2 separate regions of the Homo sapiens genome follow, and region 2 is linked to region 1. Evidence: chromatin loops called from intact Hi-C (ENCODE). Cell type or tissue: PC-9. All regions are shown on one strand. Links, peaks and the distances in the headings refer to the core of each region. The heading gives the core; the rest is flanking DNA.

Region 1 (15,279 bases), core at 4,187-12,186:
GAATAAGCTGCTTATATTATAGCTGTATTTGGTAAAAACAAATTTTAAAATAAAAAGTGCACATGATCATAGAATTACTTCATGAGAAAGCCATGCTTTATATCTTTCAAGTGTATTCGCTTGAAGAATCACAATAAAATAATTATATATCTCCATTTCATAATTTGTGGCTAAAAGTAGATTTCCTGATCTTTCAGCCATATTTGGTCCATTAAGCTTCACTATCTCAGACAAGCACATCTAAAACCCTCTGCATGGCTATGAATTTAATGTCAGCTAGGATTTCAAAAGACAGGTACATTTACAGTGTCATTTATTTTCCTTTAGTTTCTCTTCCAACCCCATGAAGTAACCTATTTCTGCTGGCTTTTTTTTTTTTTTTTCATATTTAGAAGATTATTTTATCCACTCCAAAATCTAAGCTTTTTACGGTGCCTTCTCAAATTTTATGAAATAAAAGTGGTTTACAAATTCATACTCCCTAAGCCCTTCAAGAATTGCTTTCCACCAATTCTAGTAACTATCAACACTGGGCAGGGAGAAGGAAAGCATTATCTTGAAGGCTGGCAACTTTTGTCAGAGCAGACATCGACTATGAAAACCACAAGGAGGCTGGGTGCTCCTGCCTGTAATCCCAGCACTTTGGGAGGCCAAGGCAGGCGGATCACTTGAGGTCAGGAGTTTGAGACCAGCCTGGTCAACACGGTGAAACCCTGTATTTTTAGTCTCTACTAAAAATACAAAAATTAGCCAGGCATGGTGGCAGGTGGCAGGTGTCTGTAATTCCAGCTACTTGGGAGGCTGAGGTGGAAGGATTGCTTGAACCCAGGAGGCAGAGTTTGCAGTGAGCTGAGATCAAGCCACTGCACTCCAGCCTGGGCAGCACAGTGAGACTCCATCTAAAAAAAAAAAAAAAAAGAAAAGAAAAAGAGAGAGAGAGAAAACCATGGGGAACCATTTGAGCTAACGGATCCCATCACTTGTTGGTTCTCAAAAGCTTTGGGGGCACTTTTTAAAAATAAAAAGTCTGAGATTCATCTCCAGATATTCTGACCCAATATATCAGGAATAAAGGCCAGAAATATGTATTTTTATTTTATTTATTCTTTTATTTAAGACAGGATCTTGCTCTGTCACACAGGCTGGAGAGCAGTGGTGCAATCATGGCTCACTGAAGCCTCGACTTCCCAGGCTCAGGTGATCCTCCCACCTGAGCCTCCCAAGTATCTGGGACCACAATCACACACTACCATGCCCAGCAACTTTTTTACTTTTTATAGAGCTGGAATCTCACTATATTGCACAGCCTGGTCTTGAACTCCTACTCAGAAGGCTGAGGCAGGAGAACTGCTTGAACCTGGGAGGTGGAGGTTGCAGTAGGCTCAAGTGATCCTCCTGCCTCAGCCTCCCAAAGTTCTGAGGTTATAGGCATGATCCACCATGCCCAGCAAAATACATATTTTTTAATCTTTACAAATACTCATCCAGGTTTGAGGACCACTTACCAACTCTAGTGCTTCCCCGAATGTGCACACAGCACAGCTAAGGATCTTGTTAAAATGCAGATTCTGTTTCAGTAGACCTCAGGTTGGCCTAACAAGTTCCCAGGTGATGCCCATTCTGACAGTTTCTGAAGCACACTTAAAACAACGAGGATCTAAGCTGCACCCCACCTCTATACTTTTGTGCTACAGAGAAGAAAACTGAGACTGGGAGAAGTTAAATGAGTAGTCCAGATCATACAGGCATGCAGTGGCAGCATGAGGATCAGAAACCAGGTCTTTTAATTCCCAGTCCAGGCTCCTCTGCGATTTTACACTGACTCCAGCAAAGAGCAGCCTGTGAGACCTCTTGGTGTTGATGAGGACTGACGAACATGAAGCTGCTTTGGTTCACTCTTTTGTTTTATTATGGGCCCTTTGAATAGCTCATGATCTCATTTTCCACCCCTCTTCAACTTCTCTCTCCACCTCATATCTAACCAGTGGTGTGCTGGTAAGTGCTTAACTACTGACTTTCTGGAGGAAAAAGAAAAAAAAGATCTGATCTGTGATGTTTGCTGACCTCCATGGTATAAATACTCCCACTACGGTTAACGTGAAGCTGGAAAGAGATACACACAAACAGCTCTCATGAAGTAGTGGAGGCCAGCTCCTGCACACCATTGCATCGACGTGTGCATTGCATTGCACACATTGCATCCTCTGCCCCAGAGCTGAAGCCACAGGTCAGGACAATAGCCGGGTTCCAGCCTGACTGCAACGAGTTGGTACTTGGCTAGAAGAAATAACACTACTGCTTTTTAAGCAAGCCAACCTCTAGTGTAACTGGTAAGAGATACTGATTGTGTATGTTTTAGGAATGCTAATGCAAAGAAGAGAGGAAAGATAATGGAAAAAGCATCTGCTCATAAAATAACTGAAACCTTTAGAGACCAAAAACAAGCAAACAAAAATCAACAGATAAATCCCGAAGTGGACAAGTATATAGAGAGATGCCTTTACTTAGTCAAAATACAATCAAAGAACACTGGATCAATTTGGAATTCAAGTCAACAGTATTGGCTGGTTGCTTCCTGTGTTTGGGACATTTAGTGAGGCTCTTGCGCCACAGGTTTTCATTCCATGGGGTCTTACTGTAATTTTTTTTTTCTTCTCCTAGTAGAAACTACTTCTGCCAGGAGATTCACTGGGGAAGATAAGACAAACAGTCTCCTATGCCAGTGCAGAAGTGACTGCATTCCATTTGCCACTGTCCACCAGGTATTAGGTTGGTACAAAGCAATTGTGGTTAATGGGGAAAACTGCAGTTACTTTTATACCAACCTAATAATTAATATTTTTAAAAGAAAAGTTTTGCTATCAAAAGAGATTCATTATAGTCAGCAAATTATACACTTCTAGAGAGAGACTACACACAGTCATGCACAGCAGATGACATTGTACTGAACAATAACTAAAGTCTATACAACAAAAAGTTTACATTGTTTAGACATGTCACACAAAGTAGTGCAAACAGCACTATTACTCTTATTTGTTAAAAATGGTTATACATTGCATAGAAGTGTTATTTTCCCATGTAATTAATGAACAATGAAAGTGAAGTACAAGAAAAATAAGAACAATAAATATGGATTTTCAACATGGAGGAAATTCAGATATCATAAATATTTCTATCAAAAATGACCTTGTTATACAAAAATTAGCCAAGTGTGGTGGCACACACCTGTAGTTCCAGCTACTTGGGGGGCTGAAGTGGGAGGATCACTTGAGCCTAGGAGGTCAAGTCTGCAGTGAGCCATATTTGAGCCACTGCACCCCAGTCTGGGTGACAAACTGAGATCCTGTCTCAAAAACAAACAGACAAAAAATGGCCTTGTGTTTCCCTTAGTTTTCTATTCTCACCTGGTCTCTTTCCCTATTAAAAATTCCTTTTACCAATAAGAAACATTCTCCTCACCCACCACCTAAATGTTTTTACCACTCACTAACTCTCTTGGGGAAAGAGAAGAGTAATTCTTTCCCATTATCTAATTTAGTAAATGGTGCCTAGGATCAGAAACCAGGCTGCTGCAATAAGGTGGATTGTTTTTCTCTTGTTATCAATCCCTGTTGTTCATTGTGACAAGCCAAAAAGGTAATGAAAATCCAAAGATAAATTTTGTTTGAACTACATTTAGCAAAACTAAGTTAACAGATTTAGAAGCAGATAACCATTATGAAATAATCTTATAAGACATATAAGCAAAACCAAATATGAGGGCCGAGGCGGTCGCTCATGCCTATAATCCCCGCACTTTGGGAGGCCGAGGCAGGTGGGTCACTTGAGGACAGGAGTTCAAAACTAGCCTGGCCAACATGGTGAATTCCTGTCTCTACTAAAAATACAAAAGTTAGCTGGATGTGGTGGCACACGCCTGTAATCCCAGCTACTCAGGAGGCTGAGGCAGGAGAATCACTTAAACCTGGGAGGCGGAGGTTGCAGTGACCCAAAATCATGCCACTGCACTCCAGTCTGGGCGACAGAGCAAGACTCGGTCTCAAAACAAAAAACAAAAACAAAATAAACAAAAAATATGAATGAGTTCCAATATCTTCACATAGGGATATCAAGATACTAAATTGAAAATTCCTTAAAGGTTTGTCTTTAACTTACCGGGTAAGTCCTAGACCAGTGGTCCCCAACCTTTTTGGCATCACGGACCAGTTTCATGGAAGGCAATTTTTCCACAGATGGGACTGGGGTGGGGTGGGATGTGGGGGATGATTTCAGGTTGAAACTGTTCCACCTCAGATCATGAGGCATTGATTCTTGTGAGGAATGCGCAAGCTAGATCCTTCACCTGCACAGTTCACAGTAGGGTTTGCACTCCTTTGAGAAGCTAATGCTACCACTGATCTGATAAGAGGCGGAGCTCAGGCTGTAATGCTTGCCCCCTGCTCACTTCCTGCTGTGTGGCTTGGTTTCTAACAGGCCACAGACTGGTACCGGTCAGCGGCCTGGGGATTGAGGACCCCTGTCCTAGATGTTTGATATGGTGCCTACAGAATGCTAGTGTAATTCAAGAGTCGATTTTAAGCAATATTTCTTTGCCACTATAGGCAAGATCCTGAGCAAGGCATTACAACTACATGTAATTCAGGAAATATAAAATAACCTATTCTTTTTTTTTTTTTTTTTTTTTTGAGACATAGTCCAACTCTGTCACCCAGGTCAGAGTGCAATGGCATGATCTCGGCTCACTGCAGCCTCCACCTCCCAGGTTCAAGCGATTCTTCTGCCTCAGGCTCTCAGGTAGCTGGATTTACAGGCGCACGCCACCATGCCTGGCTAATTTTTTGTGTTTTTAGTAGAGACGGGGTTTTGCCATGTTGGCCAGGTTGGTCTCGAACTCCTGGCCTCAAGTGATCCACCCGTCTCGGCTTCAACCTATTCTTTTTGAACACCAGAAATACGCTAAGGATTCATTTTGAGCCATAATCTAACTTTGAATCTAAGGTACGACGACCCAGTTGGCTTAGAATATAGCTCTAATAAAGTATTGTTCTTTTATGCATCCCTGACAGTGAAAAAGTTTGTGAATATCTTGAGCACTAGAGAGATAAATGAAAATGTGAGTGTACAAAATCCAACCTCAAAATGAGAACACAGCCCTGAGCACAGGTCCTGAACAAAAAGCAGAACATCTTTTTGTCAGCCTCACACCTCCTCTAAACCCCAATTTAGAATAGGTTTGGTATGAAGATCAAAATAGATTAACTGTATGGAGAATCTGTAAACCCAAAATAGATTAACTGTATGGAGAATCTGTAAACCCAAAACACCATAAAGGTGTAAAGTGGTATAATTATTATTACTATATGTTTTTACACACCAAAAACCACAGAGTCGGCTTCTGTACAGCTCACAGTGTGAAAAGGTGTGTTTCTTCTTCCAGAAAACATTAAAATTGGTCAATATATGACTTTTTAATCTTCTTATGGTTAATCCAAGTGAATTGTAATTTTCCTCCATGGTAAGGGTTATATTTTCCCCTTTATTTCTGGAATCTTTTTGCTTTTCCTTTCTTCTTTTTCTCTGTCTCTGTATATGTCTCTGTCTTTTTGTTTTTTAAACAAACACCCTCCTTTCCGCAGAAAGCCTAAGGGCCATTATTATTGTTGTTCAAGGGGAAAAGTGGCTCCCAAATGTCAGGCTCAATTCTCTGGCTTTCTTCCTCTTCCAATCTTTGTCCCAAGATGCCTCACTGCATTGTTACTGTTCCAAAGTAAAACCAATCAGTTCTTTAAAAATCTTCTGAATGCCCATAATTTCATGTACTTAGTTTACTATCAGTCACTACATGATACACTTTTAATTTGGCAAATTTAATGTGACAAATTAATTGGACAAATTTAATGTGATGGTCAAATCATCTTGAGCTACGCAATTCAAAATAATAATTTGGATAGGCCTTAGTTTACTTTTCCCCATTTTTCTCTAACAGTGTTCAACAGTTTCGTATCTGCCAAACCTGAGAAAATTCTTCATAAAATTTCAGAGCTTTTGAGCCTCTTTGAAGTGGCAATATCCACAGGGGACCCGATGTGCTCAGCTAACTTGGTAACCTGACCCTATATCCCTGCATACCCAGACCTCTCTATTCGTTTCTCCCGGGCGAATCCCACCTCAGCCCCCAACTCTGAGTAGCTCAGACTACAAGCACAAGCCACCATGCCTGACTGATTTTTGTATTTTTGCAGAGACAGAGTTTTGCCATTTTGCCCAAGCTGGTCTCAAACTCCTGGGCTCAAGTGATCCAGCCTCAGCCTCCCAAAGTGCTGGGATTACAGGCATGAGCCATTGCACCTGGCCTGTTGGCCAACTCTTAATAGCAATTCTTCTATGCTATAGTGAAATAATTAGAAAAGACTACATCCCTAAATATTTTAGGATGCATTAATCACTGTCTTTAACTAATAAATTAATTGAATGCAAAGAGTCCATTCTAAAATATCGGGGAATTTTATCCTTCAACACAGACTTTCTACAGTAGTTTTCAAACAGATTTTGAAGTCTTACGTTACAAATTAGAAAGTAGAAACACATTTCTAATCTGATATTAAAACATTTACAGAGGAAATAATTGAAAATGTCTTACCAGATCACTGTCAGAATTGGCAGTACTAGGCAGTCCTCCTGATTTTCATTCCAGAATTATAATGATAAGAAGGTAGATATTTTTAAGAGAACTAAACAGTAAGTTAATCAGCTATAGTATTCTCAGTTTTTTCCCTGAAGTTTTTTCTCATTATCTCATTTACTTTGGGGACCAATAACTTGTCCCCTTTTTGCAAACATGGGCAGAAACAATGAGTACTTTTTCATTTTGCCTCTAATGCTAAACAGTAACTCCTTGAGGCTAGAACTACAGATCCGTTCTCTCTCTAATCCCCAGTTCCTACCACAGTGACTGGTAATAACTTTCAGTAATTATGTGCACGATGCACATTTCCTTGTTAACTAAATATTTTACTTATTTCGATTGTAACCTGTAACTTTTATAGAATCCTTGCAAGGTGACCAGAAAGCTCTTTTTTGAGGAGCATAATTCTTGTTTGCGCTATTTTTTTACTCATGTCTTTTCCTAGTGATGATATTGTCTCTCCAGCACTCTCTCTCCTCCCCTCAACCCGTCCTTCTCCATCCCTGTTTCTGTAATCTCTTTATCCTAATTATAAGCTACTTAATATAGAAAGAAAATAATTGTAACAAAGGGAAAAGTTCCTTAAATGCATTACCTTTTTTCTGAAATTTGCAACAATGGCAGGATTCTTAGTAGGGCTAGCAAGCACCACTTACAGTTCTTAGGCAAAAAACCGAAGCCAAAGGACATCATCTGTCATGGAGAAAGACCCAATAGGGGAGAATATTTCCAAAATTCACATCATCAACAGCAGTATGAAATGAGAGTGATGCTAAGAGTCTGACATATACCAGCATGTAAGGGCCAGTCGCACTAGTGGGTGTCAGAGGTTACTTCTTCATTCATAGCTAAAAAGTGGAAGATGATTCATATGTCTTTGCTACTGATGTAAACAAAACACGGTGGGTGGACAGCACCCCCTGAGGGAGATGGAGATGCTGGTGAGTGGGTCGATAAGGAAGTCACTCTGCCAGCCGCCTCCTTCTTCCCAAATGTGCACAAACTCCACCTTGTAAGGTGTCCAAGGACAATGACTTATTCCACAGCAGGTGCAAACACTCAAGATTTCAGTGAGTGTCAACCTCAAATAGCTTAGGTGCTGAATCTAAATTCCACAATCTGTCGACCTGACATCGTCCTCTCTTCAGGTGTTTATATGGCCCTGGAAAAAGAAATAGTTCCATTACATAAAAGGAATTACAAAAATAATGCACCCAAACTCCAGAGAGTACTTACAGTCTTGCATCATTTTGCAATAGTTTCAGTTTCAGATCTGCATAGAATGTTGACCAGGGATAAGGTTTAACAAATCTTAAGTATGAGCATTTTGGGTCTTTTATTTCCTTAATTTCATTGAAAATAGCTGTGTCATTGACACTTTTTAGGCATATCATTATATGTATGCTCAGAGTTCACTTCCAAGAGAGTAAAATATGGCAAAGGATCATTTTAATCCAGTTGTTATCTTTTTATTTATACCCAAATTTTGTATATCTTATATGACAATTGATTTCTACTTTATCTGGTTGTATGATGAGGATGAGTTATTTTTTAAAAACACAACTGTTACTTATAACTTAAACCCAATTTGGGCTTCATAAGAATTGTCCTTCTTTCAGGCTAATATTTATGCTAACAATTGTCACAACCATAATGGAGGAAAAAAATATTTTAAGGACAAGAATGTCACTTGAGAATAAGTGAACACCCCCTGTGACCTGGCATTTCTTGGAAGAAAGGAAGGTGCTGTGACATGCCCCTGTCATTCTGAGGTCCTCTGGAAAGGGCTGTCGTTCACAGTTGCCTGGGCAAGGCTGAGCAGGACGCACGTTTGGTGACTCAAAACATGCCGTTAAGAGTAACTAGGGTGGAACGATGCATAGCCACCATTTCAATTATGTTGGGCTATCAAAACTTTCTTAGGCAAAAGATTAAACATGTTTTTCACCAATTGTAATGGTGCTTATTTCGTTGTGTTTTGTTTTTTAAATGAGCTATTGTTAGTGCCTGTTTCTCAGAAACATAACTTACTGTAAGAATCCACACACAGGCTTAGTCACACAGCCCACCCCTCCTTTGTGCGTTTCAGATGAACAAGGGGCGTGTCTGCAGAGCATTTGCCACTGACTCATTGCACTCCCCACACAGTGAGCGATGAGCAGTAAGTGACCAGGAAGATGACAGAATCCCATCATTGTTTTGGTATTTAGAAACTAGTAAACAGTGAAATCTTGTTTTAGCTACAAATAAAAACAAAAATATTCCATTCCTTTCTCTTCTCGAGGGTGTGCATAGGTGGAAGTGAATGTGCTCTTGTATGAGGACACATACACCTCGTTATTCAAATAGGTATGAGGAGACTCCAGAGAGCTGTGTTCTTAAGATCTATGTAGGAATAAGTAGTAGTTGCCAGATAGGGTTATTACCAAGGAAACCTAAGGCTGAAGTATATAAAAATCTGCCCACTGATGACTTTGTTTGACTTTCGGTTTTCTCATTTTAATTACAGGATGCTCTGCAGCCTTACCATCCCTTAGTCTTTCCTCTACAAATATAGTATTCATAGTAATTCACTTAGTTTTCTATGACATTGAAATGAAAATTATAGGTATAAAAATTAGGTTTACAAAAATCATTTGGAATTCTTCTGCACTGAGGATTTGTCTACTCTCTCCTATTTGTTCAGTTCTTTAATCACTTATTTTCATCAGTATGGGCATGTGGATATTTATCTTAAGCTTTGAGTTATAGTCCAACAGCGCACTGTTGATCGATTGATTGATTTGCTTAAATTGTTTCAGTTTTGGCCATTGGGAACTTTTTCAGCCGTGTGTCTTTTTGACATATTCCCATCACTGTGGATTTTTTTTTAATTTTTTTATTTTTTGCTCTCATTTGAGTGCCTCCTTGCCTTCTGGAACTACAAGATGCTGCAGGCTTATCTTAGGTATTCCCTTCCCCGTCCTAAAATCAGCCATGTCTCCAAGTAACCATTGGAGAATGGTATTAGAAATCAAGATTGGGGCCGGGTGTAGTGGCTCACGCCTGTAATCCCAACACTTTGGGAGGCTGAGGCAGGCAGATCACCTGAGGTCAGGAGTTCGAGACCAGCCTGGCCAACATGGTGAAACCCTGTCTCTACTAGAAATACAAAAAATTAGCCGGGCTTGGTGGTGGGCGCCTTGAATCCCAGCTACTTGGGAGACTGAGGCAGGGAATCACTTCAACCCGGGAGGTGGAGGTTGCAGTGAGCCGAGATCACACCATTGCACTCCAGCCTGGGGGACAGAGCGAGACTCCATCTCAAAAAAATAAATAAATAAAAGAAATCAAGATCTTCTTGCTACTGGAATGTTGACAGAACAGGGAAATATATACGTGTGTTCTAATAATTATATGTACACATATCTATAAGTATTTATATATGTAATTATTCGTATCTATATTAAGCTAAATGTGAGTGCATACAGTTGTCTCAACTCTAATCCTATACCACATGGATCATTCTAGCCTCTTTCCTGTCTTTGTATGTCACCTTCCACTCCAACAGTGAGAAACCTGGCTCCCACCATCCACCATCCACTCATTTATTTGCTCAATACCAGTACACATGAATAACGCCCTCAAAATCAAACTATACTCCTGAGATGCAACTTTATTGACGAGAATACAGTGCTTACATACAGTTTATTTTGCCTTTGGTCTTGTAGTCTCCATTCATTTCTAAAGTTGTTTAGGTCAGCAACTTTCCTCCCACCTCCTTCAGGGAAATTATTTTATACATCTGTAAGACACTTAGATTGTTTTGTCATAGCCTGCACTCCATTCTGGGATCCCCTAATATCCTAAGTGATTTTTCAAAAATTTGTATACATTAGGGTGCACAAAAAGCAATTTTTTGTGCTGTAACGTTCTACTCACCACTCAAGGACTCTGGTGTAACTCCCCACCCTGTTAAGTATGGGCTCCACATAGTGACTTCCTTTCCAAAAAATACAGTATGAAAAGGGTGGGGCGGAGGGCAACTTTACAACAGAGAAAGCTGACAGACATCACCCCAGCCAGGTGATCAAGGTTAACGTCACCAGTGATGTCGTGTTGATAGCAAGTACCCTTGATGTGATGTGGTGAGGATGACACTTTACCTCTGTGATCTCCTCAAAACCCATAACCCCAGTCTAATCATGAGGAAAACACTCTAGAAACACCAACTGAGAGATATTTTACAAAATACATGACCAAGCTTGCTCAAAACTGTCACCATCATCAAAAATAAGGAAAGTCTGAGAAATTGTCACAATCTAGACGAGCTTAAGGAGACAAGATAACTCAATTTTTTAATTTGTTTGTTTATTTATTTATTTATTTATTTACTTTTGAGTTGGAGCCTCAATTTATCACCCAGGCTGGAGTGCGGTGGCACAATCTCGGCTCACTGCAACCTCTGCCTCCCAGGTTCCAACGATTCTCCCACCTCAGCCTCCTGAGTAGCTGGGATTACAGGCGCGCAGCACAATGCTCGCGAATTTTTGTATTTTTAGTAGAGAAGGGGTTTCGCTATGTTGACCAGGCTGGTCTCAAGCTCCTGACGTCAAGTGATCTGCCTGCCTCAGCCTCCCAAAGTGCTGGGATTACAGGCATGAGCTGCCACACCCAGCCAGATAACTCAGTTTAATGTGATATCCTGGATAGGCTCCTGGAACAGAAAAGAGACGTGAGGTAAAAACTACGGGTATCTGGCCAGGCGTGGTGGCTCACGCCTGTAATCCCAGCACTTTGGGAGGCTGAGATGGGCAGGTCAACTGAGGTCAGGAGTTTGAGACCAGCCTAGCCAACATGGTGAAACCCCATTTCTACTAAAAATACAAAAATTCGCGTGGCATGGTGATGGGCACCTGTAATCCCAGCTATTTGGGAGGCTGAGGCAGGAGAATCACTTGAACCCGGGAGGTGGAGGTTGCAATGAGCTGAGATCACACCATTGCACTCCAGCCTGGGCGACAGAGTGAGACTCCATCTCAAAAACAAAACAAAACAAAAACAAAAAACTATGGGTATCTGAATACGGTATGGACTTTAGTTAATAATGTATTAATATTGGCTCATTGGTTTTGACAAATGTACCACACTCATGTTAACAATAGGAGAAACTGGGCGTGGGGTGCATTATAGTTATCTTACTTTTCTGTAAACCTAAAAGTATTATAAAGTTAAAAGTTTATTTTAAAAAATAAAGCAGAAAAAATTAGAGCTGATGCCTTAAGGAGAATGGCATTTGCAAATCTGGGGAAAAAAAGAGATTTAGGGATTTTGCTTCATTTGAGTTATAAAACATATTTTTCCTACTAAGAAATCTTCTAGGGTTTTTGATTTTTTTTTGTTAATTTAAAACTGGGGCACTGCATATGAATCTAGCAAGTAGAAATGACCCAGAGGAGCTCATCTCTAAAGATGCATTTAGATTTTTCTTGCATCAAGAATGAGCTGATGACCCCAAAACCTTATTCTAAATGTTAACGAGCATCTATTTAACTGAAAATTGCTATATTCTGAAATACTGTCTGGGTCTCATACTGAGTAATTGGGATATAAGCTCATATCTATTTTTCTTTCGAATTATTCCTTTAAAACGTATCAGACTATGTTATTGGAAGAGAAAAACTGGATTACTCAACCTGATTGTGTCCTCAAAACCTACACAGAAGGGTTTTTGTTTTTATTGTGCTAAAGTATGTATAACATAAAATTTGCTATTTTAATCATTTTTAAGTGCACAATTCAGTGGCATTAAGTACATTCACAATGTTGTATAACCATCATCACTATTTTCAAAACTTTTCTATCAGAACAGAAACTCTATCCAGGATATTCACATTTTGTATAGCCAGTGGTGGACACTGAAGCTGTTTCCACCTTTTGAATATCCTACACAATAGGTTTTCTACGTGTGTTTTCTTAAAAAGAAGAAGAAAAAAAAAAAGGCTGAGAGCAGTGCCTCATGCCTGTGATCCCTGCACTTTGGAAGGCTGAGGCAGGCCGATCACTTGAGCCCAGTAGTTTCAGACCAGCCTGGGCAATATAGTGAGACTCTTGTCTCTACAAAAAAAAAAAAAAAAAATTAATTAACCAAGCATGGCATGTCTATAGTTCCAGCTACTCAGGAAGCTGAAGTGGGAAGATCACTTGAGCCCAGGAGGCAGAGGTTGCAGTGAACCAAAATTGCGCCACTGTACTCCAGCCTGGGCAATAGAGTGAAAATGTTGAACTTCCCTGGAATGCAAAACTTGGCTTAATTGTTGTTAGCATCAGTGCCTACCATTTGATGTCAAATGGTAAGTAAACATGCTGGAAATGAATCCATGAATTTTGTGGCTCTAGAGGCCTCAGACCGAAGTCATAGCTGAACAGGTAACAAATCTTTCAGACTCTTGCTTCTATTGTTTGTTCATTTATGCTTATTTTTGTTTTTGCACAACACTTCTAAATGTTATGCCCTTATATTCCCTTTTCTTTATCCCTGTTGTAGTGACTCTACTATTGTTAATAAACCCTGATCATTCAAGTGATTTATGTTGACTATTAACTAGTATACCAATTACTGTCATTGTTTATAAAAATCAAGTTCTGCTACTGGCACAATTTAACCAGGCTCTATATATGATAGGAACGTGAGCTTGAGGAGTCACAATTGCTGGAATTTGCTTGGGGAATTTGCCTGCCCCAAATGAAGCTCCTCTTTTCCCTTAACCTAGCTTCTCAAGATTCTCTCCCTTAGTTGAAGATATTACTCGTTACCTAATCATCCAAGAAAGACCTCAGAGAATTACTCTTGACTCCGTCCTCCTTCTTACTCCCTATTATAAATCCCACATAGTTTGCCTTGTGTAAATATTTTTCAAATTACCCACCCCCCATTCCCTTTCCTGCTTCCACAGCTGTGATGGAATCCCTCAACTTTCTTTTCAATATTTCCTGTAGATTTAGACAAGAAGGAACCTGCCCCTGGGTGTGGGGCTATAGAGGGAATGGCATTTCACAAATACTTGCACACACACACACACACACACACAAATGGTTGAAGAACACATGGTTCCTCTGTCATTCAGGACCTGATGCTTAGCATTAGAAGAGTCAACTCAATCCCAAACATCCACTCTCATGACTAACAGTATTCAAACCCCAGGGAAACACATCTCCATTTGTCTTCTCCACATCTCTTCCCTTAACGATTCTCCAAACAGGATGGGCACGGTGGCTCACACCTGTAATCCCAGCACTTTGGGAGGCCAAGGCAGGCGGATTACGAGGTCAAGAGATGGAGACCATCCTGGCCAACATGGTGAAACCCTGTCTCTACTAAAAATACAAAAATTAGCTGGGCGTAGTGGCGCGTGCTTGTAGTCCCAGCTACTCAGGAGGCTGAGGCAGGAGAATCTCTTGAACCGGGGAGGCGGAGGTTGCAGTGAGCCGAGATCGCGCCACTGCACTTCAGCCTTTAGCCTCTTGACAGAGAGAGACTCTGTTTCAAAATAAAAAAAAGGAAAGAAAAGAAAACCATTCTCCAAACAAAAGGCAACTATCTGAAAGCTATTAAATTGTAGGTTGGGTCATTACCTACATAAGAGAAAAACACTGCTTCCTTCACATTGCAGAGGAATTTCAGCAGGCAGGTGTTTCGGGAACTGGAAAGACAAATTAATGAACTTGCTGTTATAGATTAAATGGTGTTCTCCCCAAATGTTTATGTTGAAGCCCTAACCCTCAGTACCTCAGCATGTGACCATATTTGAAGAAAGGGTCTTTAAAGATGTAATTAAGTTAAAATGAGATCATTCAAGCTGGCCCTAGTCTCATAAGACTGATTTTTTATAAGACGTTCGGACACAGACACACATAGAGGGAAGACCATATGAAGACACAAGGAGAAGACAGACACCTACAAGCCAAAAAGAGAGGCTTCAGAAGAAACCAACTCTGACAACACTTTGATCTTGCCACCCAGTCATTTTGTTATGGCAGGCTTAGGAAACTAATACACTTGCCAAACTCTTCCTCTCAGAGAGCATAACAAAATATTGGTTCCCAATTGTGCCAGTTTCCTGTTTCTCTTTGTATTCTAATTTATGGTTCCTAGTAGCACCTCCACATTCTGGCCCTGGTCCTGTACCTGAAAAAGCTCCACCCTGGCCCTCCTCTGGCCGTGCCTTTCCTCACAGGCCTAGTAGTACAGAGGGCCAAGGTATGCCTACCTGAAGCCCATCTCTCTTCCCACTCTAGATTTCCCTGCACAAGTAGTCCTGGGCCCATTGCCAGGACCTGTACGGGCCTCGTCCCTGAATCCTTTCTCCTAACGATTGATTATGCCACCACTCTGCACACCACTAAGTCTGAGAGATGGCCCAGAGCAGCTGTTTGTGTGTGATATGGTCAGAGCTTGAACATGCAGACTGGGATATCCATATGCAAGTATGCAAGATCCCACAAGACATGGGGGTGGAGCTGAAGGTGGCAAGAGAAGGGGGTGTGAAAAGTAGGAGTGAGAGCTGGGGGCTGGAGGACAGATTTACTTACACTTTTTTACTTATTCCTTCTGA
Region 2 (15,279 bases), core at 2,604-10,603, 58 kb after region 1:
GGAAAGCGCAGTTCCTATGTCTGCATCACCTGTTGGAGTATTGTTTTTCCTGGACTTTTTTTCAGAAAATAGCTTCGATGTAACATAGAGATTCAAGAGGACTAGTGAATATATCTGCTTCTGACCAAAGTCTCTTTGGGCAGTGCAGTGTCTGATTTTGATTCTGATAATGCAGCAATTTCTCAAGTATGGCAGAGCATGTAAAAGGCTCTAGATATTTAAGCTTGAAATGCCAAAAAGAAATACATGAAACTAGCCTGGGTTGAATAGTATATGGGAAGAGAAAATTAGTGGGCACACCAGCAATATATTACTTTTTTAGAGACAGGTCTTTCTGTGTTGCTCAGGTTAGATGCAGTGGCTATTCAGAGGCACAATCATGGGAAGAAGATCTTTTTCCTCAAGTCAGGTTAGTTAAAGCCACTCTCAGTAGAAACACTGTGGTCCCAAAAAAGGCACTGATGTCAGAGAGTAAATAGGGTCCTTGGAAGGATAATGACACTCCTGACCTAAGCCTTCATTGGCTGTTGTGGAAACCGTCAATATTACTGCTGATTATATTTTATTATTTTATTTTATTTTTGAGACAGAGTCTAGCTCTGTTGCCTAGGCTGGAGTTCAGCAACACTAACTTGGCTCACTGTAACATCTGCCTCCTGGGTTCAAGCAATCCTCACACATCAGCCTCCTGAGTAGCTGGGATTACAGGTGTGCACCACCATGCCCAGCTAATTTTCTGCATTTTTATAGAGATGGGGTTTCACTACGTTGGTTAGACTGGTCTCAAACTCCTGTGCTCAAATGATCCGCCCACCTTGGCCTCCCAAAGTGCTGGGTTTACAGGTGTGAGCCACTGCACACGGTCTACTGCTGATTTTAAAAAGTAAACATTCACAGTAGAACTGTTCCATTATGACATGGCTGATTGATACTTATAGGTATCTACTCTAAGACCAAACAATTCTCTGTGTGTGTTTGCATTACTGGTTTTAAGTCATATTTTTCAAACTGCAGGTCACCACCTATTAGTGGGTCATAAATCAATTTTGTGAATTACAGCCATCACTTAAAAAAATAACATAGAGGAGTTTCTTTTTTTAAGTATCAGAGCACATTACACACACATAGTAAGAAAAAATATTTTTAGTGAAACTTTTATTCAGATACACACACATATATTCTGGATCACAATGAGAAACACATATTCCTTACTGTGGGTCATGGCGAAAGACATTTGAAAAACCCTGGATCATAAGGTAAATTGATATTCCTGTTCCTACTAAAAGCCAGTTGTAAAGGGGAGTTTTCAGTAGTTTTTTATCAAGAGCTAATCTATGCACTCTTTCAATTTGATCTACCCCAATGTTTATGTTTGTTAGGATCAGTGTTGTATTTTTGAAGATGAACACTTGGCAACATTCACTCAGAAAAATACACATATATTTAGTACATAATAACTGTATTTAGTGAAAGACAACTCCCAAATTAAAAAAAAAGAAAGCAAAATCAAAAATAAACTAACAAAATAAAATCAACTGGAAGAATAAATCCAACAAAGGAGATGAACCAGTGGCTTAAAAGAATCTATCATCAAATTTTACTTTCTCTATGTCAGTAACCCAGACCAGTGGCATAAATTCAAAGGCCTGACCTGCCATTTCTCCACCTGAGCAATGGTTTCTAAATAATATCCTGATGACAGTCAATTTGATTTTGAAAAAAACAAACCAAATACATATTCTGTTTAATAATCTTGTTCATCCACCCCAACCATTCCTTATCTAAATGACTCTTTAAAACACACACACACACATACGCATACACACACATATATACACACACACAGAGCCTACAGGTATACATAAATGATTAGGTAAAGCAAAGGGAAACTTGATATAGCCAATCCTCTCTGGGATCCAATTTATTTATCAGCCCACCAAGGTCATAATAGTTATCAAATATTCTGTTTGTTTGGTAATTAGAATACTATGTAGTTAATTAACAAAGCTACCATTAGAGGACATTTCTCACTGCTTTTCATGTTTATTGCATCACGACAGAATAAGAAGATGGTGATGGTACTGTTTCAAGAGTCCAGTTTGCTAAGGCGTACCTGAGATGAGCCTGATATTTATTTTTCTAATGTGGCATACCCACAGGCAATACAGTGTAGAGCTTAGGGCTGTAAGGGACCCACAGGTCATACAGCTTGAACTCTTCATCTTTCTGATGAGAAAAACATGTGGTAATGTCGGCTGGGTGCGGTGGCTCACACCTGCAATCCCAGCACTTTGGGAGGCTGAGGTGGGCAGATCACAAAGTTGGGAGTTCAAGGGCAGCCTATCCAACATGGTGAAGCCCCGTCTCTACTAAAGATACAAAAACTTAGCCAGGCGTGATGGTGGGCGCCTGTAATCCCAGCTACTTGGGAGGCTGAGGCAGGAGAATCACTTGAACCCGGGAGGCGGAGGTTGCAGTGAGCTGAAACAGCACCACTGCACTCCAGCCTGGGGCACAGGGCAAGACTCTGTCTCAAAGAAAAAAAAAAAAATTACGTGGTAAAGTGACCCGCTGCATCCATCAGTAGTGCATTTGCTGTTGCTCTGTAATAACACCCATGTTTGTGTGAGCCTGAACCCCTGTGTTCCATAGAGTCTGCAATTCTACTTTTTGGAGAGAGAGAATGGGCAAAATCTAAGCAGCTGGGACTGCCTTCCACCAGACCTGCTGTATCCAGCCTGCGGAACTGAGCAGCCATCTTGCTGCTTCATGCAGCACATGCTCTGTTGTACAAGCAAAACCGAATGCAGCGAGGCAGGTGAACCACATAGATGGTCTCTGATACACTTCACTTTCTACATTAATCCAAGGACAGTCTGAATCTCCACTCCTGCATCTTAAAGATAAGCTATATAAGTACTGTGTGTGCCTAAATAGGCACGTGCATTCTTTTATACATGAAACATTTATGATGTACTGTGCACGCGCTATGCACCAGGCACAGTGCCAGACCCTTCAGAGAGAACAATAGCAGTGAAAAACAGTAGAATGTTATAAGTGACACCCTTAAGGTACACACATACCATAGTAACTTAAGGGTGTTAGTACAGTATAAAATAGTATAAAATACTGTTTCATGATTTTAGTATTTTAGCATTTAGGATTTTAGTATAAAAATTTATAAAATACATAATATAAACAGTATAAATATTGTAGAGTATAATCATACATACATAAAATTAAATTATACTTATTGTATCCATGTACGTAGGTCTTGAAGTAGGATTCAAAGACTTCAGAGTCACACCAAAATTATTGCCAGCCACCTGAACTTTCACCAGCTAGCCCATATTTTCCAGTTGCAAAAAAAAAAAAAAAAAAAAAAAAAAAAAGTGTCACTAGAAGCAACTTGGAAGAATTTAGAAATCTAAACCGGGCTTTGTGCCCCAGTTTTACTGTCTACTAGCTGAGTGACCTTGGGTACATTCCTCAATCTCCCTGATCAGCAATTGCTCTTCTCTTAAGCAAGCAGTAGATGGTATCTACCTTATATGCTTGTCAAGAAGACTAAGAGGATGCTTGAGTGCAGAATGGCAGCGTAGCTAAAAAGCAGGTTACTTCATCTCTCTGTGCTTCACTGCCTTTCTTGTAAAATTAGGATAATAGTAGAATCCATGTCATCCAATTGCTGTGCAAATTAAATGAGATAATGACACATCTAATGCCAAATAAATTGTAGTCATTATACGAAAGTGTTATGTTAACTATAAAATGCTAGATAAAAGTGAAATACTACTATTAAAGTTGAGCTCAGTCAAAAGAAGAATAGGAACAAAAATCATTCCAAGGTGCTACATATCCATGTGGTGCCTCAAATCTCAAGTTTTCAGGCTCAGCACTCTTTTGGAGGTTTAAATACAGTAGCTGCTTTTGCTACGGTTGTAATGTCATACAGCTCCCTGCTGAAGGTATCTTCCTTTTTGTAGTCTCTCCCCTCATCTTCTCTATTTCTTTCTAAATCACTTCTCAAAGCATAATTCTTTAAGGCTCAGTGTAACTATTTATGTTAGTCCTGTGCATATACAGAAAGAGCAGGTGAGGTAATGACAAGGCTGTCCATCTTAGAAGATGGATGATGTTTATTCTTCCTATTCTTTAAAGCAGTAAATTTTTCATCTTTAAAATGTTGCATCCTCAAAATGAGTTAGGGCAGCATGAGAATAACTTGGAAACTGAAAGCTTATCTGGGTAGAAGGGATGCAATTACCTACAGAATTTCAAATTATAAAAAGAAGGCTCCATATATTTTTCTTGGATTTTTGTTTGTTTGTTTATCTCTGAGCGCTGGAGAATTCCTGCTTTAGTGAGGATTGAAAATTGAGTGTTAGGCTATCTTTAGACTCATTTGAAAAAAATTGTTCAATTTAGGTAAATAATTCATTGGCAGCTGGACATAGTGGCTCACGCCTGTAATCCTAGCACTTTGGAAGGCTGAGGCGGGCAGATTGCTTGAGGCCAAGAGTTCAAGTCCAGCCTGGCAACATTGCGAAACCTCGTCTCCACAGAAAATACAAAAAAATTAGCCTGGTGTTGTGGTGAACGCCCACAGTCCCAGCTACAGAGGCGCTGAGGTGGGAGGATCATCTGAGCCCAGGAAGTTGATGCTGCAGTGAGCTGAGATCATGCCACTGCACTCCAGCCTAGGCGTCAGAGTGAGAGCCTGGCTCAAATAAATAAATAAATAAATAATAATCCATTGGCTATTTTATTTGATTTTACCCATTCAAATAAACATTTAAAAAATAACCAGTTTTTTTTTTTTTTTTTTTTTTGCCAGAATTCATTTTGTTCCTGTTTATACAATAGTTTGTATATGTAGACAAAACTTAATACCTTGTTTGGTAGAAGAAAATGGGCATAACTAGAACATCAGCATTCCTCAATTCCAAACTTGTTCAGTCAATAGTAAGCAAGAGTGTATGAAGATGCACAGGTATTTAGCTTAAACTTTCATAAAGAAAAAGACTACCCATGCTTTTAAATTACTGGCCTTATGATTTTTGAAATACAAGAAGAAAAAAAAAAACAAAAAAGAAGAAGAGAAGGAGGAGGAGAAGAAGGAAGAAGGAAAAGGTTATTTCAAAGCATGGAAAGAAGCAAATGAGAGTCAGGTAAAAATTTCAACTTCAGTAATCCTAATATGCACTTCTGTGCCTGTTGCATAGTTGGAAGACAATTACTTTGGCTTTCACACTTTCCAGTGAAAAGGGCTATTCTGACTTAGCCGTCCTGGAAACACCTGCATCTGTTGTGTAATATTAATGAACTTGAATTTGGAGTGCTAGCACTGTACCTCTCTCTATGAATAATAGGGCACACATAAATGATTAAAACAAGGGAAACAGAAACCTCCCCAGGATCAAATTCATTTATCAGCCCACCAAGGTCACTGACCTCAATAACCCAGGGCCTAGCTACTAAAATGATTAATTGATCTATTCTTTCATTTCACTTATTTAATTTGAAGAGGGCTGAAGTGAAAATATTTTCAATGAATTGACCTGTAAGCAATTGTATTTAGCTTGCTGCATCATCCAAAACACATATTAGTGGCAGTGAGAAGCATGAATACATGCTATTAAACAGATAAAGGTGAACAAAGAAACCACAGTGAGACAGGAGAATAGGGTGTGGAGGCCGGGAAACTAAGGCCGATTTGTGCTGACTTCCTATAACTGAATCAAAAGGAAAACCCCACCTCTACACACTGAAGTAACAAAAGGATCAGAGGCTACTCCCTTTGCACTGTGTGGCAGATGATAAATGGAAAGTACCTCTGATCGGCCCCCTCGCATAACCAGTCAGACTGGTTGTGGGCCTAGTCTTCATTTGCCTAAGAGTGTAACTTTGTTACTTCACTTCAGCCTCTGATTGGTCGCCTTCTGCAACCAATCAGACTGGTTGTGGGCCATTCCTTCATTCACATGGGGTGTGACCAAGTAACCAATGGGGAAATTCTAGAGGGTATTTTTAAACCCCAGAAAATTCTGTAACAAGCGCTCATCAGCTGCTTGCTTCTGTGGCTCCCTCTCTGTGGAATGTACTTTTGTTTCAATAAATCTGTGCTTTCGCTGCTTCATTCTTTCATTTCTTTGTGCGTTTTGTCCAATTATTTGTTCAAAATGTCAAGAGCCTGGAAGACTTGTAGTCAAGACCCTCCATCAGTAACAATAGATTTTCTTATGCATCTTCCTGTTACTTAACTTGTTATCCCTGGTTTAGAACTCTCCTTATAATTCTCCATACTATTATAACCTCAAAAGGTGTACTGATAAATGAATTGAAAGAATATCCTGGCAGATATAGAGATTAAATTGGATTTCTATAAAGAAAATATTTAAGAAATTTTAAAAATGTGTTTATATTTACAGTCATTGTGGGGTGGAGGGTGGGGGTAGGGAACTTGAGCAGAAGGTCATTTTGTTTTTGTATACAGCTGACAACTTTCATCAGATATTGGTATGGCAAAGATAAGCCTGGAATTCTGTTTAGAGTAACGGTATAAAAACCTGCAGTGATCACAAAGTCATAAAATTAGGAGCATGTAGGCTTATGGTTAAGGAGAAGACATGATTAAGATAAGCTTTAGAGAAGAGGCTATGAGGAGGAAGCAAATTTACTTAATTTTTAAAATTTCATAAATAAGTAAATTGATAAATAAACAAATAAAAAAGGTGTCCTTCACTTTAGTCAACCAGTATGCTCAAAAGGACTTTCAAATTCAATTTTCTTTTTGACATTTGAGACATTCCTATTTCATGGAAAAACCTTGAATTATCATCCCATATATTCAAATATTTTTTATCAAGTTGAGTTTTATTTTGGGTTTTCTTCAAGTGAGGAACCCCTAATACAAGTTATATTTTACATTATAAATGTTTGTATATTCTAGTTTAATTTGCAGTGAACATTTGCCCTAAATGAGAACTTAAAATGTATACTAAATGTAGCATTAAAAACAGTTGTTTGCATTTTATGTCACAGCCCATCCTTGACAAAGACACCTGCATGAAAAGCAGCAAATTTGGATAGCAATACCAGTAACCAGCTATAAAGTTCTGTAAGTTAGTTCCTTTTGTGAATTCTCTGATTGATTGATTGATTTTGAGACAGAGTCTCGCTCTGTAGCCCAGGCTGGAGTGCAGTGGGGCAATCTCAGCTCACTGCAACCTCCGCCTCCCAGGTTCAAGTGATTCTCCTGCCTCAGCCTCCCAAGTAGCTGGGATTACAGGGGTACACCACCATGCCTGGCTAATTTTTGTATTTTTTAGTAGAGACAGGGTTTCCCCATGTTGGTCAAGCTGGTCTCGAACTCTTGACCTCAGGTCATCCACCCGCCTCTGCCTCCCAAAATTTTGGGATTATAGGCGTGAGCCACTGTGCCCAGCCCCCTCATTTATATTAGAAAATTATATCACAGGCTGAGTGTGGTGGCTCACACCTGTAATCCCAGCACTTTGGGAGGCCAAGGCGGGTGGATCACAAGGTCAAGAGATCGAGACCATCCTGGCCAACATGGTGAAACCCCTTCTCTACTAAAAATATAAAAAGTAGCCGGGTGTGGTAGCACGTGCCTGTAATCTCAGCTACTCAGGAGGCTGAGGCAGGAGAATCACTTGAACCCAGGAGGGGAGGTTGCAGTGAGCCAGGATTACGCCACTGCACTCCAGCCTGGCAACAGAGTAAGTAGTGTAGGTACATAAAATTAGTAATTACCAACAAATTATATAATTTTCAAAAAATAAGAATATGCATGGCATATTATAGAAGTGTTGAGAAAAATACAATAATAAGGCATTTTAGGACAAAATGAAAATATGGTTAATTTAGATTTTTAGATCTAATAAAACAAAGGCAGATGGTAGGGTATGATTCCAAAAATTGCTTCTCTTTCAAGTAGTTACACCTGTGGATACAATGTCTATCACCATAACTTCGACTCCTGAGCAAAATGAGAGTGATCATAAGTGGAATCCCTAGTAGGTATATCAATCAGGGCCCCAACAGGAAGCAAGTGGCATACTCCAGGAGGGTTGAGTAAAGGGACTGTTGATAGGGTATAGGCAGATGTGGGAAAACCACAAAGAAGAGTGACATGCTGGGGCTAGTCACAGCAGATGTTACAACCCTGAGGTGTAAAGGAGCAAGAGGAGAGAGTGTGGAAAGGGTCACCTTGAGAGGAGTTATGGTCTTTGCTCGCAATCATGCAGCCAGCCCAAGCCAACTCTGTAGGCAGGAAGCAGGGGAATGTGGGACCAGACCGCACTGTGATCTTCCTTCTGACCTCCTGCAGGGGCTCTCCATTGGACAAAGCCAACCAGAAACCAGAGGGCAAGTGAGATTGTTAAAGTAATTACACAAGTCTGCCTCCAAGACAGACAACTTTGGTCCAGAAGGCAGCAAAGAGGCAAGGGCGGAAGGGCGGAAATGGAAGCTATTTGGCACCATGAACACGGCATGTACTGGTCCATATAATGTCTTTTATCCCACTTTTACTGCTAATTATCACATTAAAAAAAAACCTTGCCCTGGCATAGTGGCTCATGCCTGTATTACCAGCATTTTGCAGGGCTAAGGGAGAAGGACTGCTTGAAGCCAGGAGTTTGAGACCATCCTGGGCAACATAGCGAGACTTTCCATCATCATAGAAAATTGTCCACTTTAATTTGCTTCAGATAAAATGAAGCCTAATAATAATAATAATAAGTCAAACTTCCTCAAAAACATTGCAATGAAGAATTCTTTGGGCACATTCTGATCACGTTTGGAAATAAAGAAAAATACTTATGAAGATAATTAATTCATTGCCTTTTGGATGTGACTACAGGCAGAGAAGACAACATAGCATAGAGAAGGAGCATGGACAAGAGAAGCTTTCGAAATGCATTTGAAGGACTTGAATTAAATATCATTTGGGAAGGAAAAGAAGTTGTTTGATTTGGTTTTGCAATTGGACTGAATGGATGGAAGAAACCCTCATCATATGTGATAGGTAATGCTACCAATGTTACCTGCAATAGGACAGCTTCACTACTTCCTGATCCTGAAACACAACAGAAATCTGATCCTAGCTTTGTAAATATCTTTACCACAAGTAGGTTACCATTCATAGACACCAACACTCAGTGCCAGGCACCATCCTAGGAGCCATGGATACCATAACCAATAAGATAGACACTGTCAAAGCCTTGGTATAAGGTTTGTTCAGACAAATCCTATGCAGAAATTCACTATATTTACATAAAAGATAGAAAGTGAATAATGACAGGCTGGGCGCGGTGGTTCATGCCTGTAATTCCAGCACTTTGGGAGGCTGAGGTGGGCAGATCACCTGAGGTCAGGAGTTTGAGACCAGCCTGACCAACATGGAGAAACCCCATCTCTACTAAAAATACAAAATTAGCTTGGCGTGGTGGCACATGCCTGTAATCCTAGCTACTCAGGAGGCTGAGGCAGGAGAATCGCTTGAACCCGGGAGACAGAGTTTGCGATGAGCCGAGATTGCACCATTGCACTCCAGCATGGGCAACAAGAGTGAAACTCTGTCTCAAAAAAAAAAAAGGAAGAAAGAAAGAAAGTGAATAATGATAAAAGTCTAGCAAGTAGAGCTGCTATGGTTTCATTAGTTGCATGGAGCCTGGAGCCCTCTTGGCTTCCCCATTCCTTCTGCCCTTTAGACCTAGCACAGTAGTACGAAATCACTGTCATGAGCTTCCCGTGATATATCATCCTCAGGGTTGTGGGATCTCAGTGTCTCCTGGAAGGACTAGGCTCAAATAATCTCAGAAAAATGTTTGCCTATAATTCTCATTTAAAGCTTTTAGAGAATTATTTATGTCACTAAGCTTTGGAATACTTTAGCTTTATCATTCATCCATTCAATCATTGAGTGCCTTCTATATGTAAACACTAAGAACATAGTGGTGAAAAAGACAAGAGTCCCTGCCCTTTTGGAATGTCCATGCTGGCCGGGAATATAGACTTTAGACATGTAATAACACAATTAGTTATTTAATTGTTGTTGTGACAAGTGCTATGAAGGGAAAGTACAGGATTTTTTGTGGGGCTGTGAAAGTTTTTGTGAGGAGGTGGCATTTGTGCTTTATTGGTTGATCAGTAGACATTAATTAGTCCAGAGATTGCAAACTCAAATTCCTTTAAGAGATCAGGCAGGTAACACAAATGTGTGCATCTGGCAGGGGTAAGACAACAAGAAATATTAGAACTGAAGGCCCACTGGAGGAAGTCTACTGGCCTTAAGGCATTCAAATTCAAACTTCAGTCATCTCTTGGCTGGCCAAAGAAAAGAAGTGTGCAGCCAAAGACAGCAGAAGGGCTGGCAGTCTGCTGCGATGATTCAGGCAGGAGGACAGCAGGAGCAATGGCCCTGAGGCAGGAAGAAGCCCATCTGTTTCGATGAACTAAGAGAGCAACTGCAGGTGAAGTCTGGAGCCCTCAGGAGCAAGAGTGGTTTCCCCAGGCAGGTGAGGGGAGGACCATGTCACTCAAGGCCTCCAGGGCAGGTGAGGGCTTTGGTCTTTATCTCAAGTCCCCTCGGATGCACTGAAGGGTTTTAAGCAGAAAAGTGAATTAATTGGACTGGCATTTTTGAAAGCTCACTGAGCAGCAATGTTGGAAAAGTTGGAAGCAAATAAATCGATTGGGAAGCTGTGGTGGCTCCTCATCTCTTCTTCAGTTTTTCACCTACATTATTTACATAACTGTCTTGACGTAGTCTCAACCCTGTATTTCTCACTCCAGAAAACCAAGCTGAATATTTTCCTCTTAGTTCCTGACTCTAAGGAAGGAAGTAGAGTCCGGGGGTCTGTGGCCTGGAGTGAGAAGAAGTGCAGTGCAAACTCAGTACCCCATACACGGAACCTTCTATCTCCTGGCTACTATTAAGTGCTGTAGTGTCGCAATGATCGTGTAAATCCTAAGTATTATGGGAGCATCAAGAACAGTTTCCAACCTGCTGGAGGTGGGAAGTCAGCTAAGACTTCACCTACAAACCTAAAAACTTGTGGACTTTATCATTTTGTTTAGCATTTTAAAAAGCAATTCTTGCTTAAAATAATTCTTAATTAGCTGGGTGTGGTGGCGTGTGAGCCTGTAGTCCCAGCTACTCGGGAGGCAGAGGCAGGAGAATCACTTGAACCTGGGAGATGGAGGTTGCAGTGAGTCAAGATCAAGCCAGCTTGGGTAACAGAGTGAGACTCCATCTCAAAAAAATTAAATAAATAAAATAAAATCATTCTTATTGTTTAGGGATTATCTTGTTCAGACTTTTGTCAATTAACATAAATGTACACGATTATATTACTTGTGTGTATAAAAAACTCACATGGTTAGCTTGTCCACTCTCCTGGGAGCACCATACTTGTTTCTTCAAGAACTAAAGAAAAGGGAAGTGCTGCCCCAGAGGCTGACTGTGAGTCAGCACGTCTCCCTGATGGTTATATAAACATGAAAGTTGAAGTTAGGAAAAAATTGAGTAAGCTAGACACATTTGCTTCTCCTTTTAAAAATGGAAATGACAAGCTCTTGCCACTTTCATATGCAGCCGGACATGGTGTATTTGTGTTTCTGAGGTTATTGTACAAGACGAATTGGGTGAGTGATTTGAAGTTAAAATTAGCTCATTTTTGTCAACTTATTTATTTACTGGTATATTTAGGCTCGAAATTAATTTCTTCCCTTTTTTTTGTCTCCCTACAACTTTGTATAAAACAGGTTCATATGACATTAATCCTACAAATAAACCATTTGGATTAGAAGTCATTTCCTTCATGAAAATTACCTTTCTTGACATAGTAATCATTACTTTTTATGATGTCTGTAAATCTAGATTAAAAATTCTCTAGGCTGGAAATAAGATTTAATTTTAGAGCTATTTTGTCCTTGATTATTGACACAGAATCTTGTGGTGTTGAGCAAGGCAGAGGCTGTGTGCTGCAATCTCTGTTGAGGAGGGAAACTCCCAGTGCTCTGCATAGTGAACTGATCACATAGAAGTTTCTTTAGCATGGGAATGTGCTTCCATGTTTCCCTGAAGAGCAAAGTACAGCGGTAGAATGGCAGATCCGTCCAGAAGTCAGTCCAAAAAGATAGATACCATCATGCTGACTGATTCTTTTTCACAATGCTGCTGTGATGCCTCAGACACAAGCCCAAGCATCTACCAAGCTGCTTCTTCCCTCCAAGTGACAAAAAGAAAAGAAAAGAAAATGACAGGTACCATCAGCCCACTTTTTACCCTGATCTATGCGGTCCTTAGCAACCAGAGTATCTACACTGAGGCACGTTGCTGTGGTTGTCATAACTTTGAAGAAAACAAATCTTCAAAGATCTTTTTTATCTTTTCCAGGAAGATATGTCAATCCTTTGATGGTAAAAAGCATTAAAACTCAAAATTGAGAGGCAAAATATATCATATCCCACTAAAAACTCCTTGAGCCAGATAACTGCCAGCATGTACAGTTAGAAGGGTAATAATAGCTAGTGACTGCTGTGTGGAATGTGTTAAGACTTCTAAATATATTATTTCATTTAATTCTTGCAACTATTTATAGTAAAAAATAAGAGGACTGATGTTAAACATGTTAGTTTTGCCTGCACTAAAAGCTTAAAAGAATTAATAATGAGATACGGAACTATCATACACAAAGCATTCAGAAAAGCATTTGTAAATGAATATCTTAAAGGTATCCTTCAACTGACACTTGTTCTGATATGGCTACTTAGTTGTCTCTAAAGCAAAAAGTACATGTCGAGAGGTACTAAGTAAGATAAGAGTTCTCCTTCCCAGTTCTTGCAGGCCTGTGTACTTAATTTGACAAACACATTGTTCCAAAAGTAAGCCATGGGAGCTGGGCATCATGGCATACACCTGTAGTCCCAGCTACTCAGGAGGCTGAAGTGGGATGATCCCTTGAGCCCAGGAGTTCGAGGCTGCAGTGAGCCATGATCATGCCTCTGCACTCCAGCCTGAGTGACAGAGCAAGACCCTGTCTCTAAAACAAAACAAAAGTAAGCCATGGGAGGCAGATGTAGTAGAATGGGAAAAATGGAAATACTAGCTTTGAAGCCTACACTGACCTTCTACTCATGAGTCCCAGCCAGCAGCTGGGCATTTGGGTGCAGGAGAGAGGGACAAGAATACTTCCCCCAGTAAGAGCAAAATGGAATGCTACAATCATAGCCCAGTGGGCAGAGATGGAAGGCAGAGCTTCAGGCACCCAGACAGTATATGTGGGTGTACGGCCTTTCAGAATGTGGCTTATGGCAGTCGGGTGTTAAAGGCTCACCACAGGCACAGCAGGTCCAACCTAGGGAAGGCCAAGGCTGTCAAGGTATTCCCTGCCCTAAAAAGACTTCGCTCAATGTCTCTCTGAACGTAGGCATCTAAACTGGTAAAGTTCAGACTCCTTAGTGCTTGACACTATGGTACTCTTGGGATCTTGCTAAAATGGTGTTGTGAGTTGAATAGTGTGCCCCCAAATATCATGTCTACCTGGAACCTTAGAATGTAACCTTATTTGGAAAACGGGTTTTTGCAGAAGTAATTAGTTAAGATGAAGTCATCTTGGATTAGGGTGGGCCCTACATCCGATTTCACCGGCGTCCTTAGAAAAAGAAGAAAGGACACACCAAGGTACACAGATGTACAGGGAGGAAGGCCCTGTGAAGACAAAGGTGAAGACTGAAGTGATGTAGCTATGAGCCAAGGAGTGCCAAGGGTTGTCGGGAGCCACCAGAAGCTGTTGGAGGAGACCAGGGTGGATTCCTCTCTAGAGCCGTCAGAGGAAGCATGGCCCTGCCCAACGCCTTGATACCAGGCTTTCAGCCTTCCAGCACCATAAGAGAATACGTTTCTGTTATTTTCAGCCACTTTGTTAAAACAGCCCTAGGGAACTAATACAACTGGTGAAATTAAAGAACTCTCAGGATCTCACTCTAGAGCTTACTTCTCACAGCTCCACATCACAGCCAAATAGCCTTTTTAACGATCCAGATTCCATATCTTGTCAATCAGTTAAAAAATAATAATAATTAAAAAAAGGTCCAGAAAGTGCTCAGCACTTTCCCAGGGGTACTATCCCACCACCTGGAGTGCCCCATCTCTACCCACCCACCACTACATGTCCAGAGCTCCCTCCTTCTGAGCCCGGTGCAGAAGGCATCCCACAGAACACTACCTGATCCCCCAAATCAGACATAATCTTACTGTCTTCAGAAATCTCGCAGCACTTTCTTTGTATTTCACATTGCCCATTTCTACTTCGAATTAGTCATGTTTATCTGTAGCTTAATCTGGGAGAGTGGTCAGATCTTATACATTTTTATATTGACCACAGTACCTGGGATCAGTGCCTTAAATGAAGTTGTTACCTAGTACATGCTATTGAGGCAATCAATGTCTATTTTGCTGGCTTTCCTGTTCCTTGAGAATGAATAAGTAACCATAATCTAATTGTTTATATATATATATATATATATATATCCACACACACACAACAGTTTATTAGGGAACAATGGCAAAAGTGGAGAAAGCAGACCTTTATACTACAAAGTCTAAATGGAAATACACACACACACCACAAACACACACACACACACCCGAAATACACAGTACATGTGTTTAAATTGATATAAAATATATCCCTAAATAATATGGTTCTTACTAAAAGGTAACAATACATCAATTTTTTATTAACCACAGTACTGCTTTCCTGAAAATCTCAAAGGACTAAGAGGAATTAGGTGAATAGAAGGTTTGAAGACAGTAATTTCAGACTCCCACTGGAGTGGGCGTGCTGAGAGGCAAGGCAGCCTGATTCCCTCTTGCAGTGTAAACATGTCCATATCACCCTATCATGAAATTCACTGCTGCATGGCTCCAGTCATTCCTGCCCTACTGAGAGCAGCAGAGTGAGAGATCACGAGGAGCCCGCTCTCTACTTCACCCGTGTCCTGGGGCCTCCATGGGAGCCACACAGGGACTGCCTCCCTCTCTCATTTCCTTGCCTGACACACTCTACTTTTTCTTTGTTTTTTTTTCTTTCTTCTTTTTTTTTTTTTTTTTTTTTGAGATGGAGTCTTGTTCTGTTGCCCAGGCTGGAGGGCAGTGGCATGATCTCAGCTCACTGCAACCTCCGCCTCCTGGGTTCAAGCAATTCTCCTGCCTCAGCCTCCCAAGTAGCTGGGACTACAGGTGCA

The links. Hi-C counts contacts between places; a loop is a spot of excess contacts. Peaks named below come from ENCODE experiments on the same cell type or tissue, not always from the same donor. Only the 100,000 strongest peaks of a DNase experiment are listed, where the experiment ranks them.
Region 2: it touches region 1 in a loop (2.4-fold over the local background); 8 of 110 quality-filtered maps call a loop at or near these places.

What each region holds. Positions count from the first base shown.
Region 1 is chr6:134,429,883-134,445,161 of GRCh38, reverse strand. All of the region lies in intron 4 of CT69 (cancer/testis associated transcript 69), which reads left to right. It overlaps LINC01010 (long intergenic non-protein coding RNA 1010), which reads right to left and starts at 7,446. Exons shown (of 3, transcript NR_038217.1): 1 at 7,281-7,446. RefSeq lists enhancers at 7,400-7,459, 8,617-8,911, 8,061-9,260. In PC-9, for the core only: a CTCF peak has its summit at 7,634; DNase peaks (open chromatin) are centred at 7,601, 7,971 and 8,811; H3K4me3 peaks cover 1,206 bases; H3K27ac peaks cover 2,554 bases.
Region 2 is chr6:134,369,840-134,385,118 of GRCh38, reverse strand. No RefSeq gene overlaps it. Among named protein-coding and RNA genes, the nearest start is that of SGK1, 59 kb to the right of the region's middle. RefSeq lists a silencer at 4,567-4,626. In PC-9, for the core only: no CTCF peak of the experiment used is centred there; a DNase peak (open chromatin) is centred at 5,868; H3K4me3 peaks cover 1,066 bases; H3K27ac peaks cover 1,455 bases.